3 separate regions of the Homo sapiens genome follow, and regions 1 and 3 are each linked to region 2. The links are chromatin loops, found by intact Hi-C in ENCODE. Cell type or tissue: A673. All regions are shown on one strand. Each heading gives the region's core, and the rest is flanking DNA. Links, peaks and the distances in the headings are about the cores only.

Region 1 (8,388 bases), core at 1,624-6,623, 320 kb before region 2:
ACATGTTGAGAAAGAATGGTATCCATGTAATAAAATAGCAACTGATACAAAAGCAACTGGCTTTCAAAAAATGAACTATGATAAAATTTATGATCAACCTGACCAGTTGGAAAAAAATAAATAAAACTACCTTTTATTTGACCATAAAAATTCAACTGAAAAAAAATGATATATACTGAGGAGTTATGGACACGGCAAGAAATAAGAAAGCTGAATTTGCTGCTTTAACCTCAAGCAATCAAATGAGTGCCTAGCTTATGGTAATTACATAATAAATATTTGATGAATAAATGAATACTATTTGAGCTTCTATCACATTATTGGCGCTGGTAGAAAGACAGAGAGAAAAAAGAGTAGATTCATGGAGATAAAGGCATTGCATGTTAAGTATTTATCAGAGTGTCTATTACATGATGAATGTTCCAAAATAGCTAATATCATCTCATTTAGTCCTCAGGACAGGAAACTCACTGTCCTTTGTAAATTTCAACTCATCTCCCTCACTTTCGAGTGCTACAAAGTTTAGTCCTTTGTTCTCTTCTCTTTCCTATTTACCTTTGGTGTTCTCCGCTGTTCTCATGGTTCCCCCCAACTCTGGCCTCTCCCCTAAACTCCAGACCACCTACTCAATGAATGGCTAACAAGTATCTGAGACTCGGTATTCCCTTTTTATAGTCTCTGATCTCAGGAAACAGCAAATCCCTTCTTTTGGTTGCTCTGGCAAAAAAAAAAAAAAAAAAATAGCGTCATCTTGATTTTTTTCTTTTCTCTTTTTATTTTTCATTCTACATCTGATCAGTCAGCACATCCTGATGTCTCTGCTTTTAAAATGTATTTAGCATCTCAGCACTTGTCCCTACCTCCACTCGCACCACACTGGTTTGAACCGCCCTCATATTTCACCTTGACTGCAATTGCCCCTTCTCTGCTTCCACCCTTGCCCCCATGAGCTAGCCTCCAACAGCTGCCAGAGTGACCCTGTTAAATTATATGATAGATAATGTCACTCTGTTACTCAGAATCCTCCAATCTTCCCTAAGTCACTCAGAGTAAAGCAAGAGTCTTCACAGTGGCCTGTAAGACCTATACGGTCACTGGTTTCATATACTACTTCTCCCTTGAATTCACTGGGCTCCTTATATTCATACTTGTCTACTGTTGCTTGTACTTGCTGTTCCTCAGAATGATTTTCTCTTTGATACCTACAAAGCCCACTCTCATAGCCCTCAGATCTTCACTCAAGTAGCATTGTCAACAGAAAGGGCTCCTTTGGTCGTCCTCTCTGTAACTGAAACATTGCTAACACTGTTCTTATTCCTTTCCTGCTTTATTTTTCTCCTTAGCACTTATCTCAATCAAAATTTGGTATATTTTTCTTTTGTACCTTTGTTAGTGCCTGTCTCCTTTACTATAATGTAAGTTCCTTGAGGGGAAAGGTTTTCATCTGTTTATTTCCCTCTGCTGTACCTCAAGCACCTAGAATCATATCTGGCGCACAATAGGTATTCAACAAAAATTCTTAGCTGTTATCTTTTTATAATGCCAAGTAAAATGTCAGGATAAAAAAGAATAGTATAGAATGAGTAAGTTTACATCTATATGCTTACAAGCTTATTGTGCATAATACAGTGGATTTGTTTCTGAAAAATTGTCAGAATTACATGTGTATAAATATAGTTTCATGTCAAACTACATGTTTATAAATCAAATAATTAAAGTGTGCTGGCAACATTGCTATTTCAAAGAATCTGTAATTAATCCTCTATAAAAACAAATAAGTTTTTTAAATAATTTGAATAATTTCTCCCTTATCTAGCCCTTTATAAATTAAATATTTTATTTATCAGGTATTTCTACTTCAAAATACACTTACGGATAATGTGTAAAAACAAACAGAAAAAAAACAGGTGGCCTTTTAACTTTACCTCAGCTCATTTTAATTCTAGAATAAATTAGCAAGAAATGTAATGGAAGCTCTGAAAGACATCATGAGATACTTAACCTACTCTATAGAGTTCTATCTTCCCAAAGTGTTTAACAAACACTAAAACGTGGTACATTTAAGGAAGCTTCCTACCCCTCTATTTATGACCTCCATGATGTGCTTGCATTGCTAAGCATATCTACCTTTCTTTTTTACACTTTGTCAATGCAACAGTGTTTTCTGAGAATGCTCAATGTATTGAGATGTAAGCATTAAAAGTGATTTATGTTTTTACAGAAATTGCATCAGCAACTATGCTATGTTGAATTGCCATTTCCTAATGAGTAGCTACTCTTTAACAATCATTTAAACTGATATCATCATTGTGGGTCATATTTGGCTAATAAAAACTCATTCTAATATTTAAGACCAAGAAAAGTCAAGACAATGTACATTTCCTCTACCACTTCTGGGGCTCTATGACCATGAATTTCATCTAATCCAGAGTCTCATTTGTACAAGAAGTATTTTGTAATGGCCTGTTTAAAACCATCAATATAGTGAGGCTAAGGCAGGAGGATCACTTCAGCTCAGGAGTAAGTTTATGGATCTATGGATGGGATACAACTCAGAAATACTTCTCCTACTCCCGCCCTCTTCTTCCCTGATCAGCCTGGGCAACATGGCGAGATCCCATCTCTATTAAAAAATTAAGTTAGCTGGACGTGGTGGCGTATGTCTGTAGTCGCAGCTACTCAGGAGGTGAGGTGGGAGGATCACTAGGGCCTGAGAGGTCAAGACTGCAGTGAGCAGTGATTGCACCACTGCACTCCAGCCTGGGTGACAGAGTGAGACCCTGTCTCAAAAAAAACTCACCAAACCCATCAGTATGGTACCTGTATTAGTCAGGGTTCTCTAGAGGGACAGAACTAATAATTAAACTAAATAATTAAACTAATTGTTTAATTTATATATATATCATATATATATGACATATATATGATATATATATAAAGTGGAGCTTATTAAGGAGTATTAACTGACACAATCACAAAGTCCCACAATAGGCTCTCTGCAAGCTGAGGAGCAAGGAAGCCAGTCTGAATCCCAAAGCTAAAGAACTTGAAGTCAGGTGTTCAAGGGCAGGTAGCATCCAGCACAGGAGAAAGATGTAGGCTGGGAAGCTAAGCCAGTCTAGCCTTTTCACCTTCTTCTGCCTGCTTTTTAATCTGCCTGCACTGGCAGCTGACTAGATTGTGCCCGCCCAGATTAAAGATGGGTCTGCCTTTTTCAGCCCACTGACTCAAGTGTTAATCTCCTTTGGCAACACCCTCACAGACACACTCAGGATCAATACTTTGCATCCTTCAATCCAATCAAGTTGACATTCAGTATTAGCCATCACAGTACCTAAATTATATTTATAAAATACAAAAAATCAGCAAATTATATAGACTAAATACAATATGAAAATATTCACCATGACTATACATAATGAAATAGATTTATGTATAGAATTACCACGGACATAGCAGCCGAGAATAGATACACATATATCAAGCCCATGCCTACATAGAGTGATATGATTTTCTGAAAGAGAAACAAAAATTATTGGTTAATGGTCTTCCTTTTATTTATATGCATTATTGTAAAAAGTGTATATAATAACCAAGAAAAATATTTTGTTTCTATGTAAAATGAAGTGAGTTTCAAGGTTCAAAGAACTATAAATATGGCTTTTGCATATGTGGAAGCCTGGCATATCTGACAGTCATGCTGAATGTGTCACATTTCATCTTATGCTGCAGGATCCCAGAAAATGCAAGATATCTGACATTCCTTATCCATACCCACAAAAATTATGGAATACTGTTATAAACAAGCTGACATATTTTCATGAGGGCCCCTAGGGGGCAGTATTGCCCCCATTGAGAACCAGGGATCTATGGATGGGATACAACTCAGAAATACTTCCCCCACTCCCACCCTCCTCCTGCCTTTTATTGGACCTTAGATACTCTGATGGTAGTGCAGGATGGAGGAAGAAGTGAAAGGGCAAACATCTCCTTAACTAGGGTATGCTTTCCCCCAGGCTGGCTGTAATAGCAGTCTTAGCTTGTTTGTCTATAGATCTTCACTCTTCCCCTTAAATTTTGACTAAAGTTGGGGTGGGGATGTTTGGCAATAGGGATAATAATCTGACCTAGTCTCTTAGGACTTTTTTGTGGAGAAGTGGACCAACCTGAAAGCTTAGAATATGAGGGGCAGCTTTAGTGCTATTTGTCATCAACTCCGGACTTTCTATGTAATTCTGGGGTATGAAGAAAGAAATCCACTCCTTTACACTAGTTTGAGAGAGACGTGCTGGAATGAAAAACACCTCAGTTCAGACATGCTGGAATGAAAAACAAACACCTGTATTGTAACCTCAGCTCCACTGCCTCTCATTGTTTAATTTAGGGCATTCAAACTCCCTGGAATGCCTTTGCCTCATCTGCAAAATGGAATAGGGAGTAAAGTAGATGATATTAAATTTGAATTATTTGAACCATTGACTTCAATATAACACTAAACATTTGGAATCTCCATGCAGACAATATTCACTGTTCTTCTTTGTGTCCTTGAAATAAGTGAAAATTTTGGTCCTCTTTTTTTCTCATATAAGACCTGTGCCATCAAATTTGGTAAGAATTCTAGAATCTTCTAATAATATGTTTGCCCTAAATAAAGTGTTTTAAATGTTTAATATTATTGAGCATGGTGAATCACAGCATTTTAGAGTTAAGAAATCATTTATTGATAAAATGAAGTTAGAAAAATTGGATGTTTTTCTATGTTTAGGTAAATGCATATGACATAGGTTAGGTGACTTTGTCAATACTTCCTGATCTCTTCTATATACCAAACAATATACAGAACAATAGAAAGTAATGAGGACGTAAAAGTCATGCAAGGTATGATCTCCCTTGTAAAGGCTCTAAAAATTCACTGTGTCTTCGGTTGGGTTTGCTAGAAGCAAAGCCTAAGACAGGAATTATTGGGTAAGAAAGTTTTCCAGGGCAAGCTCTCAGGAGAAACTGCTAGAGGAGTAAGGCTAGGGCAAGAGGAGAAGTTAGTCAAAAGTGGTTTCAGAAGTCTAGCATCATTCTAAACCCATGGAAAGGCTCTGGAAGTTTCTCAGTTACAACAAAGTTTTTCAGCCCAGAAGCAAGGGGGCTGGGCTGATAGGACCCCACATTAGCCAGCCTTTTGCTCCAAGTCAACCTCAGGGGTCAGATGGGAGCATAATCTCCCAGGCATCATCAGGAAAAGTGTTGCCCATCAGACAAGAGCCAACCTGAGCAAAAGGTTTGCCCTTGACAGTCAACACCTGCAGCTGCTGCGGACTAGGTATCTTACCCTGGAAAAAAAGGAGAGCTGGGCAGTAACATCTGGAATGCATGATATTAAAGGAGTCAAATTATGTACGCATGATCTCCTTTAAGTGTATCAGTAATATCACCTATCTTCTTTAGAGCACCTATAAGATCACATACATTATATGGCAAGGGCCATATAAGAAAGTACAGTTTGAAATTCTGGAAGCACAACAAAGTGAATAACACCAGCTAACACGTGCAAGTGCTTGCTATGTACTACACGCCATTACAAAGTCCTTACCTATGTTACCCCCATTTAATACTCTCAACAAATCTACAGGGTAGGTAATATTATTGCCCCTATTTCCCTGTAAACTAAGGCACAGGCAGGTCAAGTAATTTGGTCAGTGTCACATGGCTAGCAAGTACCAGTAAACGATTATTTTGTTGGTAAGTATATGAGAGGGCTTCCTGGAATAGAGAAAATGAAATTCTAAACCCAACACAAGATCTACTAAATTAGAATCTCTAAGGTTGGACTCATAACTTTAACGAGTTTCCTAAAGTGATTTCTGCACACACTGGAGTGTGAAGAGCCATTACCTAAAGGAATTAAAAGTTTTCCAAAATGAAGAAAAATTGTGCAAAGAACAATGTCAAAAGGTAAAAATGATCATCAAAAATACTTAATGAAGTTTTATATTTAGTCTAAAAGACTGGGAAGGAAGATGAGAATAAAATTTGGGTTCCCAAATGCAAAACAGGCTTATACAGGAAGAAATAACCTTTGTATAGTCATAGTGTTTCTTAAAGAACAGAATAGCAAAAATAAAAACATAGGACACATTGGGCTCAAGTACCCACAGTGTGTTATTTTCTACCTCTATGTTGGCCTATGTAGACATTTGTCCCTTAAAATTATCTTAAACTTGAGACCATCCTGGCCAACACGGTGAAACTCCACCTCTACTAAAAATAAAAAAATTAGCTGGGCGTGGTGGCATGCACCTGTGGTCCCAGCTACTCAGGAGGCTGAGGCAGAAGAATCGCTAGAACCCAGGAGGCGGAGGTTGCAGTGAGCTGAGATCGCGCCACTTCAGTCCAGCCTGGAGACAGAGCGAAATTCCTACTCAAAAAAAAAAAAAAAAAAAAAAAAATTCTTAAACTACTACTTATCCGGAGAAAAACAAGGTATTTTAAGACTGGGAAGGGAAAGAATCTTCCTTCAATGGTTTTGGAAATGAAAACACCATTTAAATTCAAGGAAATAAGTTAATTGCTGATAGATTATTAGCAGAGTATTTTCATGTAGATGTAAAATGTTATTTTGTTCTCTGAAATAGTATGTGATCTATATACACTTACTTTTATAATAATACTTCATTACAAAAATTGGACTAGGGAGAAGGAGGAGACACTATAGGTACAATGCCATTTGGCTACACTGAAATCTTTCCCAGGCAATTTCATAGGACTATCACCAGCTATTGAGCCTTCTTCCCCATTACTCACTGGTCTAATTGGGGAGAAGAGGAATTGCAAAGAGGGCAGAAGAAAGAGTCTGTTCTAGTAGGAGGTTATTGGTAGATCAGACTTGCTATGTCCCCTTTAGCCTGCTAAATTTTCTCATCATTGTTACCAGATTCATTGTGACAGTTACAGGCAAATTTCATGTGTTGTTGGAAAAACGCTCACAAGTAATACGCTAGTTTATTTCTGATTAATAAGACTGTTTACTATATTTCCATTCTACGGGTACACATTTAAACAATCCATTATTTATAATGAAATTATAGTGATACTTTTTATATGGTTCCCTTTTAATACCAGGTTAAATACTCTAGAGATTTAGGGAATTAATGGACCGTCATCCAAATGACCTCAAATTAAGTTAAATGACATAAAACATAGGTGGAGGGTTTTGGAATTGAAAGTAAGGATTGGAAACCCCAAATTTTACACTATACAAAAGACCAGGGGCAAGGAGGCGCTTTAAGTATTTTAGATTATATACTGACAAAACTCACCCCTCCCAACAAACCTGCTGAACAGGTGTTTGGAGTCAAATGCTTGACTTAATCATATTAGTGAAGATTAGGAAGAAGCTTTAAAATCCCAAGGCTAGTGTGCATTGCTAGAATTGTTAAGAGAGAGAGCTCATATGAAATTGGTTATCGTGGGATATTTAAAATAAAACAAAGAACAGTTTACTTTGTAAGTTAAGAGCTGAGGGAATTGTTGGCTAAGACTGACTTGAAATAACTCCAGCAATTCATGCATAGCTGCTAACCTTCTACATCTTCAGCAGGCAAAAAGATGCCAGTAATCAATATTGAGGACCTGACAGAAAAGGACAAATTGAAGATGGAAGTTGACCAGCTCAAGAAAGAAGTGACACTGGAAAGAATGCTAGTAAGTTGCTGCTTTCTTTAGTATTTTATTTTAAGCTAGAGATACTGTGGGAGTACCAGGTTAGAAAACATTGGCTGGAAAGGCTCAATGTAGTTACAAATAAATTGTTCATCTAAAAATTTATCAAAGATTAAGAAAATTGATAATCAATCATAACTATCTCTTGATTTAGATTCTAAATCAAGGAGGTTGGCAAACCATTTTCCTCTGGCCAAGCCCAATCCTTAGCCTCTTTTTGTATGACCACAAAGATAAGAATGCTTTTTCATTTTTAAAGAGAAGGGAAGAAAGAAAGAAAGAGAGAAAGAAGAGAGAGAGAAAGAAAGGGAAAAAGAAGGAAAGAAAGAAATAAAAGAGAAAGAAAAGAAAAAGAGAAAAAGGAGAATATGAGACAAAAACCATATTTTAGATAAGCAATAAAATAAATATACGCATGCAATAATATAGGCATTTTGTTTTTACTTTTCTAAACTTCTTTTTATAATGCAATATTTTGATATTGATATTTTGATACAATGTTTTGATATTGCTGCAATACTTTAAGCTATGATGTCAACCCCTCTCCACTGTCATGGTCAGTAATACATAAGTACATTCTACTCTTCTTTGGCAAATAAAGATGAGTTCAAACATAAGAACTCACTGGTTCCTCCTACAAACTTCTGACAAATCTTGGAAAGGGTTACCAACAGT
Region 2 (8,388 bases), core at 1,653-6,652:
TATGTAGAAAGCTGAAACTGGATCCCTTCCTTACACCTTATACAAAAATTATTTCAAGATGGATTAAAGACTTAAACGTTAGACCTAAAACCATAAAAACCCTAGAAGAAAACCTAGGCATTACCATTCAGGACATAGGCATGGGCAAGGACTTCATGTCCAAAACACCAAAAGCAATGGCAACAAAAGCCAAAATTGACAAATGGGATCTAATTAAACTAAAGGGCTTCTTCACAGCAAAAGAAACTACCATCAGAGTGAACAGGCAACCTACAAAATGGGAGAAAATTTTTGCAACCTACTCATCTGACAAAGGGCTAATATCCAGAATCTACAATGAACTCAAACAAATTTACAAGAAAAAAACAAACAACCCCATCAAAATTGGGCAAAGGACATGAACAGACACTTCTCAAAAGAAGACATTTATGCAGCCAAAAAACACATGAAAAAATGCTCACCATCACTGGCCATCAGAGAAATGCAAATCAAAACCACAATGAGATACCATCTCACACCAGTTAGAATGGCAATCATTAAAAAGTCAGGAAACGACAAGTGCTGGAGAGGATGTGGAGAAATAGGAACACTTTTACACTGTTGGTGGGACTGTAAACTAGTTCAACCATTGTGGAATTCAGTGTGGCAATTCCTCAGGGATCTAGAACTAGAAATACCATTTGACTCAGCCATCCCATTACTGGGTATATACCGAAAGGACTATAAATCATGCTGCTATAAAGACACATGCACACGTATGTTTATTGCGGCACTATTCACAATAGCAAAGACTTGGAACCAACCCAAATGTCCAACACTGATAGACTGGATTAAGAAAATGTGGCACATATATACCATGGAATACTATGCAGCCATAAAAAATGATGAGTTCATGTCCTTTGTAGGGACATGGATGAAATTGGAAATCATCATTCTCAGTAAACTATTGCAAGAACAAAAAACGAAACACCACATATTGTCACTCACAGGTGGGAACTGAACAATGAGAACACATGGACACAGGAAGGGGAACATCACACACTGGGGACTGTTGTGTGGTGGGGGGAGGGGGGAGGGATAGCATTAGGAGATATACCTAATGCTAAATGATGAGTTAATGGGTGCAGCACACCAGCATGGCACATGTATACGTATGTAACTAACCTGCACATTGTGCACATGTACCCTAAAACTTAAAGTATAATAATAATAAAATAAAATAAAAAAGGAGCATTTTCTGCAAATACCTGGTTTAGAAGGTATCTGGCTGGTCCTCCACTAGGAAGTTGGGTGGAGTAAGCAATAGTTTATTTGATAGGAGACAGAGGGATTAAAAATGGCTTTTCCCATTAGGACAATAGGGTATCTAAAATTCCCATCACTAGTCATTCCTGTGAGTAAAATGTTTTTATCTTACATTATATTTAGTTTTCAATTACTTGTTTCCCACTGCATGCTTTTGTTTTCATTATACTTCAAATAATTTTTATCATGATTATTAAGCCATCAGAAGATTCAAATTATAAATTCATTACTGAAGACATAGGTGACTTAACACTTCTGTGGTCTTCCTTTTAATACAGGGCTGATTAAAAGCATGTATTTTGCAGCCTGTCAGGCTGGGTTTGAATCATAGCTTCACCCCTAACTGCGTGATCCTGGGCCTCACATTCCTCATCTGTAAAATAAGAATTTAAAAAAAAAAAAGCTGCATAGAATATTGTTCAAAGATATTAAACAAAATCATTCACGTAAAAACATAACATGTCATGATATGTATTAAATATGTCATGCAGAGAAAAATATTTAAAAATTGATGCATTCTTGCTTCTCTACAATTTGTAGAAATATATTTTAAAAGTGCTTGTACAGTAAAAGAAACTATCATCAGAGTGAACAGGCAACCTACAGAATGGGAGAAAATCTTTGCAATCTACCATCTGACAAAGGGCTAATATCCTCAATCTACAAAGAACTTACACAAATTTACAAGAAAAAAACAAACAACCCCATCAAATAGTGGGTGAAGGATATGAACAGACATTCTCAAAAGAAGACATTATGCAGCCAACAGACACATGAAAAAATGCTCATCATCACTGGTCATCAGAGAAATGCAAATCAAAAACACAATTAGATACCATCTCACGCTAGTTAGAACGGCAATCATCAAAAAGTCAGGCAACAACAAATGCTAGAGAGGACATGGAGAAACAGAAATGCTTTTACACTGTTGATGGGAGTGTAAATTCGTTCAACCATTGTGGAAGACAGGGTGGCAATTCCTCAAGGATCTAGAACTAGAAATACCATTAGACCCAGCAATCCTATTACTGGGTATATACCCAAAGGATTATAAATCATGCTACTATAAAGTCACATGCACACGTATATTTATTGTGGCACTATTCACAATAGCAAAGACTTGGAACCAACCCAAATGTCCATCAATGATAGACTGGATTAAGAAAATGTGGCACATATACACCATGGAATACTATGCAGCCATAAAAAGGATGAGTTCATGTCCTTTGTAGCGACACGGATGAAGCTGGAAACCATTCGAAGCAAACTATCACAAGGACAGAAAACCAAATACCGCATGTTCTCACTCATAGTTGGGAGTTGAAAAACGAGAACACATGGACACAGGGCAGGGAACATCACACACTTGGGCCTGTCAGGGGGTAGGGGGCTGGGGGAAGGATAGCATTAGGAGAAATACCTAATGTAAATGATGAGTTGATGGGTGCACCAAACCAACATGGCACACATATACCTATGTAACAAACCTGCACGTTGTGCACATGTACCCTAGAACTTAAAGTATAATAATAATTGTAAAAATCCTATACTCTATAAGTACTCAATTGTTTAACAAAATGAACAGAAATTCTGTTTCATAATTTACGTGTTTAACTTAACACATTGACTCTCCATATTTATGTTTTGTAGCTATCGAGTGAGATATTGTAAAATAATAATAATAATAAAAGTGCTTATAGCTTGGAATTTTTTACATATTCAAGATAAAGAACAGAAAATATCTACAAATTGTTTTCAGTTGATTCTTTTTCCCATGCCTTCTAGGGAGGGCACATCCCATCCAGTCAACAAGTTATATCATTTCTCAGCTCCTCAGTTTTCTCATCTATTAAATGAGATGTGTGGACTAAATATGAAGTTTTCAAAATTTTTAGTTATTCTAGTTGATGAGATACCTTTCATTCAAATGCAAATTTCACAGGAGCTCAACTATTAAAAATGCATAAAATTGAAGCTACTCTATTTAAAGTGGGCTTGGGTAGGGAGTAAAACTTTACCTACCTCACTAGATCAGAATAAAATACAAGTTACTCGGTTAATATCTTATGATTCTACATAGAAACTTGTTGTTTTTCAAAATCCATGTAAGCAAAAATGGAAGCCTTTCCTGATAATTAAAGTGATAAAAAGGAAATTTTAATAGTATCATTTGTTTACCGGCTTCATTTCACTGGTTATTTTAAAGCTAGGTTTTTTAAAAATTGGCTTAAGTTTCCTATTGCAAAACTTTTCTACAGAGCCATATTTCATTTAAAAAAAAAGTGTGGTATTGTGAAAGGAGAGTAAGAATTTTTAAGTGCTGAACTGAGGAGGAGATAAAAATAATAGCTAATGAATACTGAGGACCTAGTTATGTACCAGTTCAATAGTTCTAAGCATTTTATATGGTTTAGCCCATTTAATTCCCATGACGATCACATGAAATCAAATAGCTATTTATAATATACTATTTTAAAGATGAAAAATACCAAAAAAACTTTAAGCAATTTGATCAAGGTCATATAGTTTAGTAAGCAAAGCCTCTGGGATTTGAACTTGGAGAGTCTGGAGCTCTACTGATGTGGCCCTTAAATATTTCAAGGATTATATGATATTTTAATAAATAAAGAAAACTCCATAGAAGCATACATAAAGTAATAATGTAAAATCATGTAGATATAAATTAAGTTCCTTAAAATCTCTAGAGTCTAGAGAACATACTAGCTGATGATTAGGAGGTTAAAAAAATATTAGTTCTTCTTTCATGGTGACTAGTATTTACTTCTAATTTTCAACAGTTTATTAATTTTTAAAAAGAAACAAAATATTTAACTGTACTTTTTTTTTTTACAAAGCAGACTATTGCAAATTATAGAGAATATTTTGACCCTTTTGAAGAAAACCTGCATAGAGTGTTAGATTTAATCTTAATAATGCTTTATTTTCTACAATAAGTCTGTAAATAAGTTCAAGATCATCTGCTGTGTGATCTCTTCTCTTGCAGGAAAGGAGAAAAAAAATGATAGTAGTCGCTGCAAGGTAAAGGCTTATCAATGTCCCTTTAGGAGGGCTACTCTACTTTCCTTTGAGAATATCCCCATCTTGTGGAATCTCCTATGCCCTGAGGGCACGTTATGGGCAATTCTCCTCTGCATTTCAGCCAGGGGGCTGGAGATTCCTCAGATAAGTGTAATCCCTGATGATCTGGGCAAAAATCCGATTCCAAAGAGGTGTCTACACATTTTGAGTACATATGCCCCAAAGCATGCCAATGACAGTCCTAGAGTTGTTCAAATGGCTCCAGATTCTTTTTGAAGTCTCATCTCCTGTGTGTTCTGATTACTTTGGCTTACCAGCAGGACGACTGTTTTGCTAAATTAATGCACAAGACATGTGAAGGAGATGAATGCCCTTCCTGTTGAGAGCCAGCAGGAAGGCTGGCTGCTGAGGCAGATGCTGTCTGTTTAAACACCTCCCGCTCACAGCCTAAGTGCCCAAACCCTGTGGAAGAATGCCTGATTCAGGAACCAAGGTTGTCAAACCAGATCACATTAACTGCTTTGGCAGCTTTTCTCTCTCTCCGACTCAATGCTGTTTTGTGGTTTGCAGTGGGTGTTCTTTACCATGGCATTAAATTCACAACACAAGAGGCGTAATAGTCAGGCTCCTGCTTTGAAAGAGATGAGGTTATCTATGGAATAATTAGCCCATATCTGAAAAGAGGAGAGATAAATCAAAACCTTCGCAGTGACGAGTTGTTTTCAACTGGTCAATTCACATTGTTTATAATACGAAGACAACCCATCCATTAAGCATCCACCATTTTAACGTTTAAGAATAAGGACAGTTGATATTCTTGTTTAGGATTTCTAGTGCACATGGACGAACATTGCACCAGGTCAATTTTTTTTAAAAGTAGCTTAAGACAAGAGCCATGACATCAATTTTGTGAGAAGAAAAATCATCTGTTTTAAAAAATGAAAAAGAATAAAGAATTAAAACATTCTCAATCTGCATTTTATTTTATGGTCCACAAGAGATATTTATTTGATACAATAATACAGTTAGTGTTCCATCCAACAACTAGAACAAAAGGAATAAAACTTTGTATATATACATAAAAACTCAAGATATTTAATGTGACAAGTATATATATTTAAAATAATGCTCTTAAAATTCCTTAGTTATTGAAAATATAAAAACAAAAAGATGTTCATAGAAACAGAATGCATGAAACCAAATATCAAAGTTTGAGCAAATTAATATGTGAGGCAACTTAGCTAACAATGCATGATTTTCTTGTTTACAATCTACTAAAAATATCTTTATATCAACTGAGTGGCAAAATAGGTTTAATAAACTCAGACACCTACCGACAGAGTATTACTTTCTTTTGAGCTGGTAGTGACCACAGAAATGTCAGATCATTTCTCTGAATGAAGCATTTTATTCAAGTAACACAAAACTTCCAGACATATTTTCATAATATATTTAATCATTTCTTCATGTGATATTTATAGATAATTTGAATTTTCTGGTGTAGTTACGTGGATATATTGTGTAGTAGTGAAGTCTGAGCTTTTAGTGTAACCATCACCTGGATAATGTACATTGTACCCACTAGGTAATTTTTCTTCCCTCAGGATCCTCCCTCCTCCCACCCTTGAGAGTCTCCAATGTCTATTACTCCACAACCTGTCCACGTGTACACATATTTAGCTCCCAACTATGAGAACATGTGATATTTCACTGTTTCTGAGTTATTGCACTTACGTATTATGTAATATATAACACACTTCATACATGTAACATACATGGAAGGTGTTGAAACAAAGTAAAATCATGACCCCCTACCCCATTTACCTAAATATTACCTACCCTATATACCAAAGTACCTGTGCAGTCCTCTAATATCTTCTCTTACCTCCTTATCACCAATTATTCTGAAATATGTTTCTCTTTTTAAATTTATTTTTAATTCACAAATAAAAATTCTCTATATTTATCATATACAAAACAATGTTTTGAAGTATGTGTACATTGTAGAATGGCTAAATCCAGCTAACATATACATAACAATGCATGTGTTTCTCATTCTTAATGTTAATATTCAGGTCCATATCCATTATTAAAAAACCTCAGGACCAGATGTATTTCAGATTCAGATTGTTTTTATCAATTTCAGAAAGATTATATAGGGCATATCTTATATATTATGATTATTCCCAACAGAGTCTAGAGAGAATTCAGTAGTCAAACTCATCAATATATCCCAGGGCACAATGGGTGAACATTTACATCTGCTATAAATAAACACTATGAATAGCCTTATGTTGTCTGTTTTTGCCACCAAACGAGGTTGCATATAAAAACAAACTTTCACATCTCATGGCCTTATGGATTTTGGAATTCCAGCTAAAGAGCTTAGATCTGCTGTTTAACTTATCAAACTTTTCTCATTTAGTTAATCCTTTATGTATTTTGTTTAAGAAACCTTTCTACTCTGAAATAATAAAGGTATTCATTTAAATTTTTTTCTTACTTGTAAAGTTTTATCTTTCCTAATATATTTAATTTATCCAGAAATCTTTTTTGTATATAAGAATGAATTCTATTTTCTTTTCTCCTCTATGGATAAATAACTATCACTGTAAAATTTATAAAACTCCACCTCAGTTATATATCTTATTTCTGTACATGAAGAGGTCTACTTCTGGACTTACTGTTGCACAAATTTTTACCTTTGCACTAAGACCACACTATTTTAATTAGCTTAGCTTGATAGCAGGCCTGGTAGTTGGTAGAGCTATTCTCTTAACCTTATTCTTATTCATCAGGAGTGCCCTGGCTCTTCTTGACCCCTTGATCTTCTATTCAAATATTATCATAAACTAGTCAGGTTCCTCAAAAACCACTTTTGGGAGTAGGATTGGATTTTCCCTGAAACTCTCATTTAATTTAAAGAAAATTGACATCTTAGCAATATTGATTTTTCCTAACTGAATATGGGCACCTCTCTGCATTTATTTTTTTAATGTATTTCAATAAAATTTTATAATTTTCTCTATACTGGCATTGCACATATTTTGTTACACTTATTCCTGAGTACATTATCATTTTTGTTTATACTGAAAATGGTGGGTTTAAAGTTTCGCTTTCTATGTATTGCTGGTGTTTAGAAATACAACTGACTTTTGTTTTTGATCTCATATCTAGTCACTTTCCTAATAAACCTATTTTTATTCTAAGAAACTATCTCTATATTCTTTGGATTTTCCATATAAACAATACTATTTGTAGATAACAGTTTTGTTTCTTCTCTTCAAAAACATATTCATTTATTTTACTTATATTTCATCGACTAGAAACTTCAGTGTAATATTGAAAAGGAAGAGCAATAGAAGGAATTATTGTCTTATTCTTAATTTTAAAAGGAATATTTCCAAAATTTATCATTAAGAATGGTGTTTGCTGTAAAGTTTTGATAAATACTTATATTGCTGAGTTAGAAAGGTAGTAATCATGAATGGATGTTTAATTACACGAAATGATTTTCTGCTTTCAGTGAGATGAGCAAATGATATTTTTCCTTTATAAATGTGGGGAAACATATTCATTGATTTTATGATGTTAAAATACCTTTATATTTCTGGGATAAATGCAACTTGATCATAATGTATTATCATTTTTATACACTGCTAGATTTGGTTTGTTAGTACTGTGTTTTTCATTTTGGCATTGACATCTGTGAGTAAAATCAGACCATAATTTTTTTTCACATATAGTCCTTAACTGTGTTTTGGTATTAGAATATAAGTTGTGTAGAATTTCCTCTTTGTCCATTACCTAAAAGAATTTTTATGAAGTTAGAATGATCTGTTTTGCTTAAAAATTTAAAGAATTCATTGATAAAATTGAGCTTACTATTTTTAATATGGGGAGGTTTAAAATTACTAATCTGAATTTCCATTTCTTATTGAGTCAGTTTTAATAGGTTTTAATTTTTCTACAAATCTATACATTTTATGTTTCAATTTTTTTCTTAAAAAATCATGCATAATATTATTTTGCTTTGGCTTTGTC
Region 3 (8,388 bases), core at 1,624-6,623, 600 kb before region 2:
TGCTACAACTGCTCCTGCATCTCCATTTTGTGTTGAGCTTAACAGAATTCTTTAAGAAAATAAGAACTGAAAAACAATTGGCAATGCAAATATCTTAATTGAAGACATTCTCTATCTGGAACTGGAGCATACTGTACAATGATGAAAATTAAAATTTTCATCCTTGCTTTTCATTGCTCTGTGACAGAAGGGTCTATATTTCTAAAGCAAATATAAGAAGAGAAATGCCTCGACTATCCTTGAGAAGTTCGTCATATTATGAATCCCATGACCTAGTGTTTCTCATGACCAGGGCTTGTAATAAAATGATTGCATTATTAAAGGAGTCCATTATACCAACTCCATGAATCTTTGCTCAGAGAAACAAATTTAGTAAGTGAAATCAGTAAGCTGCTAAGAGTATGGCTACATGCATAATATATTTTCATAATTGTTCAAAACTTCTATTTATGGGAATTACTTAGGATCTATTGTTATATCTTAGTCTCCAATTTGGAAGAGGCAAGAAAGTGAAGGACAGATTTTGCAAAAGGTAGGACCACCTTGAGAGAATGTTCCATTCAACATTTTTTACAACAAAGTCCAGCATCTGTCAAAATGGTTCTCATGTTTTGGCTTTAAGGAATCTTGATTATAAACATGACAGTAAAAGCCAAGCATTATGGTGTATTCAGAGTTTGAAGGCAGGGTGCCTTGATTAGCCAGTATGTATCACAGTCCTCCTTACATAGTCTGGCATACAAGATGGAAGTCAATTCTGTGAATTAATAATTGGCAAGAACAAATTTGACATTTTTCCCTCAAAAGCTTCCTCAAATTTGTCTGAAAAGAACTGCATGTCTTTCAAAAAATATAAGAAAGCTGTTTTTTTAAAAACTGGAAATTATACTTTAAATTTGCAGAATGACTCTAAGAGAAAAAGTTTTCTAATTTTTCAGGATAGATTCAAAGGCCCGTTGAGAAGGAACCAGTTTAAAGCAGTGGAATCAATGTCCACTACATTGGACATGTATACATGACATGAATTTCCAAAAAATAGTCAGAATGCTCATAGGATGTGGAGGAGGAGGGGTGAGAGGGAGAATAATGGAGTAATTTTATCCAACTTTAGCCATTGCACCACTTCCTTGGAGATCAAATCATGATTTTCTCTTGCTCTAAAAAGGAGCTTTTCAAATTGAGCCAGTTTCCTTGGCCCCAAAGCTGCTTAATAAACTGTACATTTTATATTATCTGTTAGTAAAATGTTTTGGGGTAAACATTTTAATAATGATACAAGACAAATGTGAATAAATAAATAACTGGGATACAAAATTCTCATGGCTAAGAAGAGCTGCTTTGGGCTGGGCCATCAGAACCAACAAAGGGCACCTATATATCCTCTGCCATTTGTATTAATTCCATTGAAACACTTTAGAAGTGATGTTCTAAGGAAAAAAGGAATTTGTTTAAGAATTTGATTCATTTCAGCCCTATGCTCACTAGCGCCAATATTTAAAAATTGCTGATATCCTAGATAGAGAGGATCAGAGGAGAAGAACCCAAATGAGTGTATATTTATTTACTCTTCAGTCATAAAAGACTGCTTAGTAACTCTACAACTGTATTCCTCCTGCATCTGGTACCATCATCTCCTATGAATCCATTCCCGACCTCTTGGTTCTGAGACCTGCCTAATTTATCAGGAAAGAGATTTCAGGAAATACAGATCTTTGCCTGGAACACTAAAGATCAAGTCAATTTGATTTGACTTTGGTTCCATAGTTCTAATACCCAGGCCTCTGCTTTGTTCTTAGATATTGAACATCTGTTTATAATAAATTCTTATTTCCAGTTGCTTAAGTTCTTACTTTAATTCCTTCCCAGTTTCCCAGCTCCTAAAAGACAGGGCCCATGTATTTTCCTTTCCAATTGCCTTTCTCTTCTTGTCCAGGATCTTTAACTAATACATTTCTCTCTGCTGTCTCATCTTCTCTTTCTTTATTCCCATACAATTTTGTTCATTTTACTGTTACAGAACTTATCACTATCTTCTATCAGGGAATATACTCTACTAATTGTATATTCTTAGAGATGATGACACAGATTCTAACATATAGAAAGTTTTCAATAAACTTTTTCAAATGAATGTGTCACCCTAGCTCTATGTTCCCTAATTATAGAAGGAAGCACAGTCAAATCCACCACAAAACCATCTTACTTACTCTTGGCTAAGCACACTCAAGGGATCCTTAGAATGTCCAAGTAGTCTTTGAATTCAGCTTCAAATGTTATATTCCAACACACACATAGTCCACAGGGTAATGGATGAATGACTGGTTTCTCTCACTCATTCTACTTTTTCTCATGTTTTTGTCCTGGGGCTTCAATTCTTAGTTACATACTCTCTTTATCCCACTCTTTCTTTCTGCCAGTCCCTAGAAAAGTCAGTCTTCTCTCCTGTGTTGTTAGTCATGATTAGTCACTTCTAATTCTGTTATTGAATACAAGAGTAGGATCTTGAAAGTAAAATAGGGAGGAGTAGAAGCTCCCAGGATGGCATTATCTTGAAGTAGAGAATCTGAAAAACCAGTGTTCTTTTATTATTGCAAAAGATGATTTTTATTAATTTTTAAATTTATTCTAGAATATTTATAAATTCACTATGTTGATCAATAAAAGAGCTGGTAATACAGCATTTATAAATTTATGTTCCCCTAAGAAGTTATTCTCTTGTGTCCTCTTATGTTAAAAGAATGACTCCTAGTCCATCCTGGGCTACATTACAAAAGACCCTCTTCATAATCTTGGTCTCTGTATTGTAGGTTTTCCTTTATTAATCTAGCCATTGTAGGTGCCATGATATGTATAAAAAAAGAAGAGCTGAGTAAGGGTGACATAGGTGTTTGGATTTGCTGGGGTAACCACTGATCATCTTGTCTATTCTGAAGTAGTCAAAAAGAAAGCTGCAGGGGACAGAGGTTTCTGAGAGGTGGCCAGAGAGGCAATGTCCTCTATCTAGCCATGCTTCAAACCCCAGAGCCTGACTGGATTTCCAAACTTCCCATTGGTGTGAATTAATACATAATCCACTTTTCTTTCCAAGGTAACATGAGTTGGTCTTCTACTACTGGCAATCTAATGAGCTAAATTTGATGTTGTAAACACAAATCAAATCATTTACAATGTTATTCTATCTGAGACCAGGAAATTGCCTTGCTTTAGATAAAAGCTTAATATAGGAGACAGGAAGACAGGAATTTACATCTGAACTGATAAGATAAAGGCATCAACATAGCAACAAGGTGAATAGGAAAATATTTTTTCAAGAGACCCAAACCACAACCACAAAAAGATATATTTCTATATATACTATTCTGGTGACTTACTCATTTCACAGATAAATGGAAGAATGAATTTCATTTACCAGGGCAGACTGGAAGGGGAAGGATCTTTTAGAGCTAGCTATTCAGACTTCAGTGGGCAGTGAGGTAGAGAAATACAAGGAAAAGGAAATGTGGACCCAGTTGGATACTGGTAAGAAATTCCAGTCTATTAAATATAATAATAATGGTGGCCATTTTTATTGGCTATTATGGCTTTTAATGCCTTCTATGTGCTAGGCATGCCTCGTGCCTTATTTTCATTCCTTGTAACAAGTCTACAAGTACTAATAACTTTTTTACAAGAAGGAAACTTTAAGCTCAAAAAGTTGGTGAAAACCACAGAGTTAAAGGGGAAGGGTAGAGTTTGTACTCAAATCATCTGAATTCCAAAACAGGTTTATTTTTCCCCACTACGCTAATCTAGCCACTTGAAACAGGGAGACCAAGGCAAGCAGTGATTGGCAATACGTTGACTTCCTGGATTTCTGGCAGAAGACACCAATATGGGCAAGGAAATTATTGAAATGTCAATCCTACTTTGGATATTTCCCTGGATTAAAAGAATAGGTATACTAAAAGGCAAATTGTATAGTTTCATAGTTTATGGAATAAGCCATGGAGCTAGTTTTCCTGGGTTCAAATTACAGCTTCTCCACTTGCTAGTTTTGACATCTTGCCTAAGCTATTTAACCTCTTTGTTCACCATTTTAAAAATGGGCCTATTAATAATATAGACCTCTTAGAGCTGTTACGAGAATCACATGTGTTAATGTTTTTAAAGCTCTTAGAAGAGCAATGAACATATAGTAAGGATTACATAACCCTTTATCAAATAAATAAGTGCCAGAAGGTATAAGTGTTGTAGCTTAACTTTAGTATTGTGTATTTTTAGCTTTGAATTGTTTCCTTTAGGCCAGCATTTCTCAGGTTTGACACGATTTTCATTTTGGGCCATACTGTACTTCATGATGAAGGCTGTACTGTACACTGTAGGATGTTTAGCAGCACCCCTGGTCTCTACCCACTAGATGTCAGTAGCACCTCCCCAGTTGTGACAACTAAAAATGTCTCCAGACAAAGCCAAATTTCCGCTCGGGTTGGGGCAAAATTGTACCCCTTCTGCTTATAAAGCTTGGATTTATGTGCAATTATTATTTGCTTCAAACTTATAAAGTGGAGCTAATTGCTTCATGTCACTACTACCACAGACATTTCAAAATCAAAATAAGAAATGTGTTAGCAAAGTTCTTGGAAGAATGAGATGTCATCAGCTTGCTCTCAAGTCTACTCGTTTTCATTCACTCATTTCTAAATACTGTATTTCTCTATTCCATGTACTCTGGCTTTTCTGTTTCTTTGTGTATTTCCCCTCTGTGCCCTTCTCTGTGTAGCAACGCCGCATGGCTACCAGCAGGTGGTATCCATGAATAATGTGATCTACATCTTTTCCCTGGCAAGCGTCATCAGATCACCTCTCCCACGCTGCTGTGTCGTGGCTTAGATGCTGAGAGTTCTATAGAAATAATCGGCATCTTTCCCTTACTTAGGAGAAACAAAAAGTTTTCAAATAGAATTTTGCCTTCGTAATTCTGAGGGCTTCCTCCAACACTTTGTATCTAGCAGCAGATATTATATATAACTCCACATGAGTCCAATGGCATTACTTGTAAGCAGACGATTAGAGTCATTTGCTTTGCTGAATATTCAGAATTCGGCTACATTGAGTACCCAGATTATATTATTTCACTCATCTTAGCTGACTACCAATGACTACATCCCACAATTCCATGTGTCAATGTGGAAACTGGCTTAGAGATAATAAAAGACACCTGAATAATACATTTGCCTACTGCATTTTAAATGCCCACAAATGCAGAGTCTTCCCATTAGTATATCACAGTTATGCTTTTGATGGGTTCCAACTCTAGTAATGAATCATAATCATATGAAAATAAATCAACATTTCATATGCCACATGGTATTTAAAGGCATCCATTCATTATTTCACATTTCAGGAAGATGTATATTAGATAATAATATTATAATTTATAAAATTTCAACAAATTTCAATATATTACAATCTTGTCTCTTCTCATGCAGCAATCTGAGTTTACCAGTTTTCCTTCTCTGGATTTTACATTCTGACTTTTAATTTGGCATAGGGGGAGCCCTAGCCCCACTATTGTTTTGTCAAAATATTGAAAACAGCTCTTTGGAAAATGGGTACAGGAAATCTTCAGAAATAATGTAGTCATTTCTGAGCCCCTTTCCAGGAAGTAAAGTTGAGAACTGATAACCAAAGCAAAGTTGAAGGGTAGAATTCTAAATTAGTTTAATTCATCTGATACATTGGAAGCCTTTTGCTGTTTCACTTTCCCTGGGCCACTTCTATACTGGCTATAGAATTAGGTACAGCCAATCCTTTCCTGGAGCGTCACAATCCATATCTGGCCTTGTAGACCAATCAATATTGTAGTGATCTGTATTGATCTTTAAGAGAGTTAGCATGACTGGTTCCACCGTTTGATCAATTCTTGGGTATAGATCCAGTCTAAAAGTTCTGGTCCTCATGAAAATTTGATCAAACAAATTACCCCAAATAGAACTTTGACAGCTTAGTAATAGATTATCCTAAATCAGTAAAATAAGGTGAGGCTTTATTACTCAATATGTAACAGATAATTTTAGATACATTTCTATTGAAGAATTATTATTAGTAGAAGTTGGGAAGATATATTTGCATAACATTTCACCTTTTTTTACATTATGAAAAATTTGTGCTGCATTCATCTATTATCTATCTATCTATCTATCTATCTATCTATCTATCTATCTATCTATCTATCTATCTATCACCACATACATTCTTCCCTCAGGTTTGTCGATCATAACATTTTGTCATATTGCTTTGATCCTTGTTATTTTTCAGAAGAAATCATTGCTGGAAATCCCTACATGTATCATCCTGATCACATTTCTATTTATCCTTTTTCAATCATTCTCCAGAATTTGGTATTTAGCTTGCCATGAAAGTTTTTATCCTGTCTGTTTTATAATAAATGGTCTCATACTCATTGTTTCCTTCAAGTTGATTTTCATTTAATTTAAATTTTGTGAGATATATCTATGTTGATACAGCTATTATATAGATGAGAGTAGTGGAAATTATTTATCCATCCTTCAGTTGAAGAGCATTTAGGTTGTTTACAATCTGTTTCTATTACAAACAGTGCTGCAATGAACATTTGTGTACATGTCTTCTTGTGCAATGTGTGAAAGAGTCCCTAACAGTAGATAAAAAAAGTGTCTTCAAATTTATCAGATATCCCCAAGTCATTCTTCAATTTACACTTCCTCTATTCATTTATAAGACAGTTTGTATTATTCCACAATGTCATCGACACTTAGTATTATTCAACTTTATTTTATTTGCCAGTCTAGGAGAATGAGATGGTATTTTATTGTGGTTTAATTTACATTTATATTATTACCAGTGTGTTCCCCTATGCTTATTTGCTATTGGGTTTTACTTTTTAAAAATTTTTGTTGCTATTATTTGCTAATTTTTAATCTTTGGTTGCACAACCTTGTTTCTTTGATTTGAAGAATATTTCTCCCCCAACCTTAACCACCCTAATCCTCCAATATTACCTTGTTATTTCTGATATCAAAGTTATTTTATTTGTGTGTGCTTTGTTGTATGTTTTTTTAAACAAGTGTATTTAAAATGTATTTTTCTTACATGAAAACAGCTTTATTTTATTCAGCATTAAATAAATAATACACCTCTCCATTAAAATAGTTTAATGATACATAAACATATATTAAAATTAAGATCACCTGTAATTTCACTATTCCTAAATAACTGCCACTAACATTTCACTGCATCTTTCAGTGCAATTCTTGGGCATTCACCCACTCATATACACATATTAATAATTTTACATATAATTGTATCATAGACAATTTTCCCTCTTCTCCTACTTCTTCATCACTTCCATTTCTGTCTTCTGTCACTCCAGGTAAGGCATGTTAATAACCTCAAATGTGTTTAAATATTTGACTCTGTACTAAATATAATTCCATATGCCCTTTTTCATTAACTTTTATTAATTCTTTTACTATATTAAATTATTATATATGTTATATGCTAATTATTTTGTTATATTTTATTTTTATTTATATTATTGAATTATATCTACAGTAAATGCATCCATTTTAAAAGTAGAGTTGATGAGTTTTGACCAATATAAAAATACTGTGTAACAATTACCAAAATTATAATATAGAACATTTCCTTTACCCCAAATATTTCCTGTGTCTCCTTTCAGCCATTCTGCTAGTGAGTAGAAGTATCTTATTTTAGTATTAATTTGCAAACTCCTGATGAATAATGATATTGAACATATTTTATGTACTTCTTAGATAGTTATATGTTTTCCTTTCTAAAGTGTCAGTTTAAATCTTTTGTCCAATTTTATTTTGTTTTATTTTAATTTTTTTTCATTTTTAACTTTTGTGGGTACTTAACACGTATATATATTTATGGGGTATATGGGATATTTAGGTAACAGGTATACAATGTGTAAGAATCACACCAAGGTAAACTGGGCATCCAGTTTGCTTTCTTACTATTGAGTTTAAGTAATTCTTTATATCTTCTGGATTCAAGTTCTTGTTCAATATATGTATTGAGAATGTTTTCTTCTAGTCTGTGGCTTGCCTCTTCATTTTCTTAATGGTGTCTTTCAGGAGCAGAAGTTAATTTTGGTTAAGTCCAGTTTGTCATTTTTCTTTGTGGTTTGTGCTTTTCATAGTCTGCCTACAAATTCTTTATCCATCCCAAGGCCATGAACATTTTTTCTTTGTTTTCTTCTAAAAGTATTTTAGTATTAGCCTTTACATTTAGGTTAATTAACAATTTTAAATTAACCTCTTGAGTGTAGTGTGAGTTAAAAGTTGAGGTTTATGTTTAATATAGAGAAACATTATAATTTATTGAATAATTATTAAATTATTCATT

Evidence for each region. A loop is a pair of places that touch in the nucleus more often than their neighbours do. Peaks named below come from ENCODE experiments on the same cell type or tissue, not always from the same donor. Only the 100,000 strongest peaks of a DNase experiment are listed, where the experiment ranks them.
Region 1: it touches region 2 in a loop (6-fold over the local background); 14 of 110 quality-filtered maps call a loop at or near these places.
Region 3: it touches region 2 in a loop (10-fold over the local background); 8 of 110 quality-filtered maps call a loop at or near these places.

The regions. Positions count from the first base shown.
Region 1 is chr7:93,899,148-93,907,535 of GRCh38, forward strand. GNGT1 (G protein subunit gamma transducin 1) reads left to right here and starts at 7,420. Exons shown (of 3, transcript NM_021955.5): 1 at 7,420-7,497; 2 at 7,589-7,695. The coding sequence starts at 7,600. In A673, for the core only: CTCF peaks have their summits at 3,825 (motif pointing right) and 4,028; a DNase peak (open chromatin) is centred at 3,854.
Region 2 is chr7:94,219,142-94,227,529 of GRCh38, forward strand. No RefSeq gene overlaps it. Among named protein-coding and RNA genes, the nearest start is that of COL1A2-AS1, 170 kb to the right of the region's middle. RefSeq lists an enhancer at 4,255-5,160. In A673, for the core only: a CTCF peak has its summit at 4,433; DNase peaks (open chromatin) are centred at 4,450 and 4,780; H3K4me3 peaks cover 443 bases; H3K27ac peaks cover 1,210 bases.
Region 3 is chr7:93,617,806-93,626,193 of GRCh38, forward strand. No RefSeq gene overlaps it. Among named protein-coding and RNA genes, the nearest start is that of CALCR, 47 kb to the left of the region's middle. In A673, for the core only: CTCF peaks have their summits at 4,396 (motif pointing right) and 4,741 (motif pointing right); DNase peaks (open chromatin) are centred at 4,406 and 4,786; H3K4me3 peaks cover 451 bases.